Linked DNA regions of Homo sapiens: all the other regions are linked to region 3. Evidence: chromatin contacts called from ENCODE Hi-C or POLR2A ChIA-PET data. All regions are on one chromosome and are shown on one strand. The core of a region is the stretch at or near the end of the contact, and the rest is flanking DNA. Distances in the headings are between cores, read along the strand shown. Region 1 holds the start of AP5Z1 (adaptor related protein complex 5 subunit zeta 1). Region 2 has its middle 40 kb from the start of FOXK1. Region 3 holds the start of TTYH3 (tweety family member 3).

What was found. Hi-C counts contacts between places; a loop is a spot of excess contacts on that map. ChIA-PET counts read pairs that join two places held with the same protein, here RNA polymerase II (POLR2A). Pooled maps may share reads with other maps.
Region 1: a pooled map shows a loop between it and region 3 (7-fold over the local background). The contact joins the promoter of AP5Z1 here to the promoter of TTYH3 in region 3. A Hi-C loop is called at or near these places in 1 of 37 single-sample maps with no recorded cell type and 7 of 50 pooled maps. POLR2A ChIA-PET finds 5 or more read pairs at or near these places in 1 of 52 experiments (AG04449).
Region 2: a pooled map shows a loop between it and region 3 (25-fold over the local background). The contact joins the enhancer-like site here to the promoter of TTYH3 in region 3. A Hi-C loop is called at or near these places in 8 of 50 pooled maps. POLR2A ChIA-PET finds 5 or more read pairs at or near these places in 2 of 52 experiments (A549 and MCF 10A).

Annotation. Positions count from the first base shown.
Region 1 is chr7:4,774,223-4,777,098 of GRCh38, reverse strand. It overlaps AP5Z1 (adaptor related protein complex 5 subunit zeta 1), which reads right to left and starts at 1,476. Exons shown (of 17, transcript NM_014855.3): 1 at 1,343-1,476. The coding sequence starts at 1,383. RefSeq lists enhancers at 798-907, 928-987, 1,328-1,397, 1,828-1,917, 1,958-2,007 and 2 more and a silencer at 1,518-1,647.
Region 2 is chr7:4,640,388-4,643,498 of GRCh38, reverse strand. No RefSeq gene overlaps it. Among named protein-coding and RNA genes, the nearest start is that of FOXK1, 40 kb to the left of the region's middle. RefSeq lists silencers at 1,190-1,579, 1,680-1,879. Within about 2 kb of position 1,643, at least 36 of the 41 ENCODE cell types and tissues checked have a DNase peak (open chromatin) inside an H3K27ac peak, as active enhancers do.
Region 3 is chr7:2,630,640-2,633,824 of GRCh38, reverse strand. TTYH3 (tweety family member 3) reads right to left here and starts at 1,839. Exons shown (of 14, transcript NM_025250.3): 1 at 1,547-1,839. The coding sequence starts at 1,669. RefSeq lists enhancers at 329-438, 218-950, 1,683-2,414 and a silencer at 1,489-1,898.

The sequences.
Region 1 (2,876 bases), core at 227-2,726, 2.1 Mb before region 3:
CCTCTTCCTAATGAGTGGACTCTTAAGGGTTATTTTGATCAGAGATTTTTGTCCTGTTCGGGCTTTAGAACTTAACCTGCCTTCAAGACCTCACTCACTATAATCACAGCAATTTCAACCACCCGAATCTTTCCCACCAATTGGTCTAGCTCTGAGTCCAGGTTTGCTTGTTTGTTTTGACATGGAGTCTCGTTCTGTCACCCAGACTGGAGTCCAGTGGTGCGATCTTGGCTCACTGCACCCTCGGCCTCCTGGGTTCATGCACTTCTCCTGCTTCGGCCTCTCACCTCACCAAGTTTGTTTACGTTTACCAAGGGGCTGTAGTGCTGGCTGTATTTTCTTTACTTTTTTTCTTTTTTCTTTTGAGACGGAGTTTCGCTCTGTCCCCCAGCCTGGAGTGCAGTGGCGCCATCTCAGCTCACTGTAACCTCCACCTCACAGGTTCAAGCAATCCTCCTGCCTCAGCCTCCCGAGTAGCTGGGATTACAGTCACCCACCACCACGCCCGGCTAATTTTTTTTTTTTTTTTTTTTTTTGTATTTTCAGTAGAGACGTGGTTTCCTCATGTTGGGCACGCTGGTCTCGAACTCCTGACCTCAGGTGATCCGCCTGCCTTGGCCTCCCAAAGTGGTGGGATTACAGGCGTGAGCCACCACGCCCGGTCAGCATTTTCTTCTTTTAAACATGTAGTATGAAGTCTTTGCCTGTTTGGTGGACCGTGAGTCTGTTCAGTCCTGGCTTACACTGTTTTCCCCCATGACTGGTTAGTTGGTGAGGAAGGAGCTACTCACTCGTTACTGGGAGTCCAGACACAGCCTGAAACCAGCCTGGAGGGTGATTTCTCAGCCTAGCTAATACATCCGCGCAAGAGAGATCTTTTTAAGTCACAAAACCCTCCCACGGTTCCGCAAAGCCCTCGGATGGCCTCCAGCTCCCCAGCCTGGCACACAGCCTTATTCCTTAGCAGGCCTCCGGACACTGTGACTTTGCGTTCTTGACTGTGAGGCACTGAAATCTCCCGGCTGCCCGATTTCCTGCCAGACGCGGAGTTCTCACCGCCAAGCCTTTGACTAAACTGTCGACTGGGTCCCACCCCACTTGCTTTCACTCACCAAGACTCTGCTCAAGTGTCACCTCCTCCGGGGACCCACCATGACCCTCCCCGACCTCCTCACCCCAAGCCTGGCCGCCGTGTTGCCTTACCCGATCCCCAAGTCTCGAGGGCGAGTCCAGTCGGGTTCCTGCAAGGCTGGCGCCCAAGCCCCTGCCCTGTGAGACCCACCCCCGTGTGCCCCTAGGGAGAGATGCAGGAAGGAGGGCCGGGGCCGCAGCTCCCCCGTACCTGGCCTGGTGGAGCAAACTCTCCGCTCCTGCCGAGAACATCACGCCGCCGCCACCAGACGCGCACGAACCTCGGAAACTCCAGGAGCTGCAGCCCAGGAGCTCCGCACCCCGGTCAACTTCCGGGACCGCGTCACGTGAGCGCAGCGGCCTTACGTGGCTGCGTCACGTGCCGCATCACATGAGCAGGAGGGACAGGTTGCCGACCAATGGGCTTTGGCGTGGAGCGACTGGGGCGGGGCGTAGGTGCCGCGGCCGGGGGTCCGGGTCGGCGCCTGGGAGCTGCGGAATCGCGCGACCCCGGAACCTCGGCACTCTGGAGCCCCGGCGCCCTTCGACCCCGGAAAGCATTTCGGCGGAAATTGGGCGCCTGGGGCTTTGGGAGAGGGCATTGCTGGCCCCAAAGTGTCACTGCCCCAGTTCTGGTTTCTGTTTCGTAAACAGCTTTGTCGTGCGGGAGTCCCTTTGCTAAGTACGACCTGAAAATCTGATGCAAACTCCGACACTTGTGGGCTGAGCCCAGCAGTGTCCAGCAGTTTGCAAGGAATAGCCGCGGCTCTGGGCAGTTTTGGGGATTTTTTGAGCTCCCATTTATTGAGCACCCATCCCGCGCTGTTCCTGCTGCTTGAAACGAAAAAATCCCTTATTCAATCCCCACGGTATTCATGGGATCTCGCGATCTCTGTTTTACAGATGAGGCCACAGGCTCGGAGAGGGGAAGTTTCTGTTCATTCTAACGGATGTGTTGGGTGCCCAAATGTGCTGGGCCCTGGCCATAAGTTTGCCATCCTGCAGACGGCCGAGGGACACAGGGCGACACGCCAGCGTCATGATAAACGCTATGACAGCCTGACCTGGTTGGGGGTCCAACCGGAGGAGGAAGGCTTCGGCGACTGCGGCCTAAGATGAGCCCAGAGGGTGTCCAGACCAAGGGGTGGGGAGGGACGGGCCTAGGGTAGCGATCTGCTTCCTATGGCTTAAATGCACCCCAGGAGGAAACTGATCTCTGGCCGCAGGGGAGATAATGGATTGGGAAGCTCCTGAGGGAGAAAGGAGGCTGGTGCAGTTGTGGTCCAGGTAAGGGAGGTTGCCCCGAAAGTAGGCAGATTCAGTACCATTTAGAGGTAGGATTTGCACCACCTGTGATTGAGGAATTTGCAGGCAGGAGGAAGAAAGTGGAAAAATCAAGGGTAACTTCATGTTTGTGGGGTGTCTGTCTGGGGCAGAAAAGGACGAGGAAATTTGTGCCAAGAGTCATTCATTAAGTGGACAAGCGATGATTGAGTCCTAGCTGCGCTAGGCACTGCTGAAGGTTCTGGGGAATAGGGTAGGGGTGGGAATCAATGTTGCGTAGATAGGGTGGGTCAAGGTTAGGCCTTGAAGGGATAAGCCCCGAGAAGACCCCTGGATGGAAGGAAGGAGGAGGAGGAGGGAGGGCTTCCTGCAGGAGTTCCAAACATGGCTTTGAGATGCCCTAGGGCGCCCAGTGATGTCTGAGGGCACCTGGTGCAGAGAATGAAGAGATGGGAATCGGT
Region 2 (3,111 bases), core at 394-2,893, 2.0 Mb before region 3:
TTAAGATGCGCTGGCAGCGGTGGCTCAGACCTGTAATCCGAGCACTTTGGGAGGCTGAGGTGGGAGGATTGCTTGAGGCCAGGCGTTTGAAACCAGCCTGCGCAATACAGTGAGACTCGTTTCTACAAAAATAAAAAATAAAATAATAAAGGATATTGCTGAGCTGGGTGTGGTGACTCATGCCTGTAATCTCAGCACTTTGGGAGGCTAAGGTGGGAGGATTACTTGAAGCCAGGAGTTCGAAACCAGCCTGGGTAACATGGCAAAACCCTGTCTCCTATAAAGTACATTAATACAAAAATTAGCTGGGCATGGAGGCTCGCGCCTGTAATCCCGGCTACTCGGGAGACTGAAGCAGGAGAATCACTTGACCCCGGAGGCTGAGGCTGCAGTGAGTCATGGCTGTGCCACTGCACTCGAGCCTGGGCAACAGAGTAAGACCCTGTCTCAAGAAAAAAAAAATGTCCCTGGAGTAGATAACTTGAGGAACACTAATTTTACCGAAACAACCGACAATGGCAATGCAATTCTGAGCCTTTGCTATAAAATGGCAGAAAAAGTCAGGAGGAAGTTTGCGTATGTTATTTTTCCCTGCCACTTGCTTTTTAGTCTTTGCAAACCTTTCTCAAATCCTTTTAGAACACGGTATGACATTTCTTTCTGTTTTTAAGCAACAACTATAAGAACTACCACTGACTGAGTGCTTAGGTAACGCCCAATATATTTCACGTAGAATCTCATCAACAGGCCGGGCACCATGGCTCACGCCTGTAATCCTAGCACTTCAGGAGGCTGAGGCGGACGGATGGATTGAGCCCAGGAGTTTGAGACCAGCCTGGGTAACATAGGGAGACCCCTCTTCTCCAAAAAACAACAAACTCTCATAAATCTGTAAGAGGTGACATAGTAAAAACTCTGAAACAACACTCTTTTAATATTTTATCAATTTCCTCCCCATTCGTTTATTTATTTATGCAGCCACTGACCCAGGCATGGTCATCCCTGCTGGGGGCGGACACAGCCCGCGCCCCCAGGTTCGAGGACACCCAATGTTTAGAAAACGGACCCTGCGAATCCCACCGGCCCCACGTGGACTCTCGGAGGCTCCCTCCTCCCTTTGGAGCATTGAAGAACGCGCACAAATCCAGCTTCCACCCGTCACTCGCGCACCCGACATTGGGCAGGCGACCCCACCGCCCCGGAACATCCCGGCGCAGCCGTCGCGAGGAGGCAACCGACCCCGCCGCGCCACCGGAAGGCGCCTCGCGGCGAGTTGTGCGCACGCGCAATGTGCAACGCCGCGCCGCCAGCGGGCGCTGCGGCCAGGCTCGCGTGGTGGGGGAGGGGAGCTGCCGCGCCGGGGCCGGACCACGTGCGCACCACGTGGCGCCCCGGCAGCCCCGGTGCGCAGTAGGGCGGTCCGGCTGGCCACGCTGCGCAGCCAGCAGTCCCCGAGGGTGGCGGGGCCGGTCTCACAGCCGGCGACCCCGCGCCCGCTGACCTCTGACCTCCGACCCCACTCCCCTTAGGGTTACCCCTCGCCGGCAGCCGCGCCGTGTGTTTATAAACAGAGCTCCCGGCGGGCCCCAAAGCCCGGATCGGCGGATTCACGCGAGGGGAACGGAGCCTTCCGCAAGTCTGCGCCGGCCGCGCATGCGCCTTAAGGTTGCGCCACGCTGCTCCTCCTGCGCTTGCGCAGTGGCGGCGCAGGGCGGGCCGCGAGCAGGGCCCGGGGCGGGGCCGGGCTCTGTGGCCGGGCAGGGGAGGGGCGCGGAGAGGCGCCCTCGCCCTTCCCAGCCCTGCTCCTCGCCTTGCGGAGGGTTCACCTGCTGCGTGTCCTTGCGCAGGCCGGCCACTGGCCTCTGAGCCCGGGCTCTCGCCTGCAAAGTGGGGCCTCTGTGGGTGGTCGTGGAGGTGCAGTGGTGACCTGGATGGAGGGCGGCATCGGGCCCCGCAGTGCCCCCTTGGGCAGCTGCACCCAGCAGCTAAGAGGCCCCCTCGAGACACATCAGTCCTAGGGAGGAGCATACCATGCAGTACGATTTAGCCTTAAAATGGGTGGAGTGCAGTTTATGTTGTGTATATCTATATATCTCTAATTTAAAATTTTTACTTTTATTTTTCAGACAGGGTCTTGTTCTGTTGCCCAGGCTGGAGTGCAATGGTGGCATTACAGCTCACTGCAGTCTCCACCTCCCGGACTCAGGCGTTCCTCCTACCTCAGCCTCCCAAATAGCTGAGACCACAGGCAGGCATCACCACACCCAGCTAATTTTTTTTTTCTTTTTTGAGACGCAGTCTTGCTTTGTTGCCCAGGCTGGAGTGCAGTGGTACGATCTCGGCTGACTGCAGCCTCTGCCTCACGGGTTCAAGCGATTCTCCTGCCTCAGCCTCCTGAGGAGCTAGGATTACAGGCGTGCACTAACACGCCCAGCTAATTTTTTTGTATTTTTAGTAGAGACGGGGTTTCACCATGTTGGCCAGGCTAATCTCGAACTTCTGACCTCAGGTGATCTGCCTGCCTCGGCCTCCCAAAGTGCTGGGATTATAGGCGTAAGCCACCGTGCCTGGCTATGTTTTTTTCTATTTTTGGCAGAGATTAGGTCTTGCTATGTTGCCCAGGCTGGTCTTGAACACCTGGGCTTAAGCGATCTTCTCACCTTAGCCTCCCAAAGTTTTGGGATTACAGATGTGAGCCACCTTGCCTGACCTATATTTTTAATTTAAAAATTTTTAATTGTTAATTTTTATGGGTACATAGTAGGTGTATAGATTTATGGGACACATGAGATCTTTGTATTATAATTACATTAGGGTAAATGGGGTTTCCATCACCCCCAGCATTCATCATTTCTGTGTGATGAACATTCCAATTGCACTCTCTTGGTTATTCTAAAATGTACAGCAAATTAGTGCTGACTGTGGTCACCCTGCTGTGCTAGAAAATTCTAGATCTTACTTATGTATCTAACTATATTTTTGTACCCAGCAACCATCCCCTTTTCCTAGTCCCCCCCACTACCCTAATGTTTTGTATATTTTATCACAACTTTATTTTATTATTATTATTTTTTGAGACAGAGTTTCGCTGTGTTGCCCAGGCTGAAGTGC
Region 3 (3,185 bases), core at 590-3,089:
GCTCGGGCAGGTGGCAGCCCAAGGGGCAGCAGGAAACAGCCGCCCCCCACGCCCCAGGGCTGCCCCGGAGCTTAAGAACTGACAAATGGGCCAAACCCTCAGGGCAGAGAACTTTCCAAAGTGAAGCACACCCTCCTTGCAGCTTCAACAGAGTCCTCCAGGGACAAGTGGCAAAGCCATCAGCATGGAATAAGTTCCAGAAGTTCCTGAATGTGCATTGCCCCCACACTGAACGGTCCCCCAGGGCTGGGCTTCTAGAACGCAGGCGTGAGATTTTATACCAATCCTTCCGCCTCCCTCCTCCCTGCTGTGTCTGGGCGTGCCTGGGCCGATCCCTCGCCCCCTTCCTCATCTGTTAGGAAACGTCATCGGCTCGGCTGGGGGGCCTGGGTGCAAGTGAGCGCGAGGCTGGGAGCAGTGGGCTCCCAGGTGCCCTGCTCCTCCACTTCCGCCTCCCTCCTCTGGATGCGGGAGGCCACAGACAACGCAGTTCTGAAGAGTCCAGGTGCTAGGCTGCCCGCGGAATACCGGATTCCCAAGCCATTTTGATAAGCAAAGCCATCCCCACCCCACCATGGGGCTCTGCCATGATCCGTCCAGAGAGAAACTCCGGGTGACCAGGGACCCTGGTCACGGGGCTTCTGGAATCCGGATCTCTAGGCAGGAAGGAAATGCCCACAGCTTGGTCCCCTGCCCCGCACTCAAATGACAGTAGCTTGGCGATGGGGGTGGTGCTGGGGCCTGGCATGATGCCAGGCTAAGGGCTCCCCTGGGAGAGGGCTGCAAAGGGCCCCCAGCCGCCCCCCAGGTCTGCCTGGGCTCAGCCGCTTCCAGCCTCCCTGCCTGAGGCCCACGGTGCTTCCTGGCCGCCGGGCCTCCCTCCCCCGGGGGCTACAGGCAGCCTGGTCTCCCACGGCCACACACGGCACCCTGTGTACATCCCACAGCCTGACCGCCAAGCAGGGGGTCATTACCGGCCACAGAGGGCTGGCGGCGGCCCAGGCCATTCACCCACTGGAAGCCTGGCAGTGGGATTCCCCAGTCGGGGGTGAGTGGGCGAGGAGTCTCTGCCTGCCTGCACCCAATGTGCTCAGGCACCCGCTCTGATCTCAGAGCCTGGGGGTCATCTGGGGAGGGGTCTCTGCTGGGACACAGCACCAGGCCGCCAACAGTGATGGTGGAGAGGCCCTCCACTGGCCAAGGGGGCTCACGGAGTGGGGAGAGGCAGCTCCATGAAACCCAGGGGCCTTAGTGACACCAGAAGGGAAGGCCAGAATCGGGAGGGGGGCCGTGGACCCTCACTGGGGGTTGGAGGGTATTTAGACCTTTGAGGAGGAGGCCATGACCCTGGAAGAAAGGGTCCTAGGACTCAGAAGGGACCCTCGAGAAGGAAGGAGGCCGGTACCTGCGAGGAGGAGGTGGCCGTGACCCTGGAGGGGGGGATGAGGGGTCTTTAGGCCCTCGGGGATGGGGGCCGTGACCCTGGGAGAGGAGGGGGCCGTGACCTGGGGTCCCTGACCCCGCGACCCCGAGAGGCCCATGTCACCTGCTGGTAGTCGGTGTCCTCGGGCCGGAACTGGCTGCTAGTGGCCTCCCAGCTCAGGTCGAAGTGGGGCAGCCGGTGCAGGAGGCTCACCCACCAGGGCGCCGCGTAGCTGACCCCGGCCATGGCGGGGCCCGGCCGCCTCCGGATGCGCGCGGCCTGCGCGGGGCTCCCTTGCTGGCCCGGGGCGCGGGCTTCAGGGACCCGTCGACCCCCGCCTGGCCGCCCGCATCATCCGCGCGCTCCTGGGCCCGGCCCGGCCCGGCTCGGCCCGGCTCGGCTGCGCTCGGCTCCGCTCGGCCGCCCGCGCCCGCCGCCTCTTTGTTCGCCGCCGCCGCCGCCGCCCCCTCCGCACCCCCGCCCGTCCGCCCGCCGGCCCCGCCCCCGAGCCTCCATTGGCCCGCCTCCCGCCAGCCCAGCCCCCGCGCGCCCCGCCCTCTGTCCCGCCTCTTACCCACCATTGGTCTATCCCCCGCCGATCCCGCCCCACAGCGTGCCCCGCCCACTCGCTCCTGAACCTCTATTGGTCCTTTTACCTGATGGTTTTGCCCCTCCACTCGCATCCCCGCCCATTACCCAATGGCCCCGCCCCTCCACGTGTCCCCGCCCTTCGGCCCCGCCTCTGTACCGTCATTAGTCCGCCGGCAGAAGCTCCGCCTACTTCCTCGCCTTCTTGGAGGGACGCCTGGCCCCTAAGGCGCTGGAAGACCGACCCTCAGCGCTGTAAGACCCGGGCCAGCCAGTCTTTCCACGTGGCCGTGGGGGCTGGAACCCTGGCTGCATATGCAGCTGCGCTTCATTCCATGAATTCGCTCTTCGTTTGGATCTTTGCATGTTTCTTATTTGACTCGAGGGTCCGGCCTGGTGGGCTGGGCTGGTCTTGGCCTCCCCATTGCACACACAACAGCCCACAGCCCGCAGCGCCCAGCAAGGCACCGAGTGGCCTATCTGTACAATGGACATGATCTGGATTCAGGGCCTGGCTGGGGCACCTAGAGCTGTGTGATCTGGGGCAAGTTACTTAACCACTCTGTGCATCGGTGTCCTTGTCTGTAAAAGGGGATGATAAAGCTACGAGTGTTGGCAGGGCGTGGTGGTGGTTCATGCCTGTAATCCCAGCACTTTGGGAGGCCGAGGCAGGCGGATCACCTGAGGTCAGGAGTTCGAGACCAGCCTGGCCAAAATGGTGAAACCCCGTCTCTACTAAAAATACAAAAATTAGCCAGGCGTGGTGGCGGGCGCCTGTAATCCCAGTTACTCTGGAAGCTGAGGGAGGAGAATTGCTTGGACCTGCGAGATGGAGGTTGCGGTGAGTGGAGATTGCGCCACTGCACTCCAACCTGGGCAACAGAGTGAGACTCCATCTCAAAAATAAAAAAAATTTTTTTTAAAAAGGTACGAGTGTTAAGTGGATCCGCAGGTAGATTCAGTCCCCATCCGGCCTTCCCTCTGGGGAAGGTTGAGTCTTTTGTCAAGACCTAAGATGAAGACGGTGCCCTGTTCTGGTGTCCTGGGGCCTAAAAATTCAGGCACCTGCCAGAGAGGGCCCATCATGGGCTTTGGAGCCACACAGCCAAATTTCCTAACAGGGCCTCCCCATGCCTGTGCCTCCTCCTTTGCTAAAGGGGAGATGGGAGCTGCC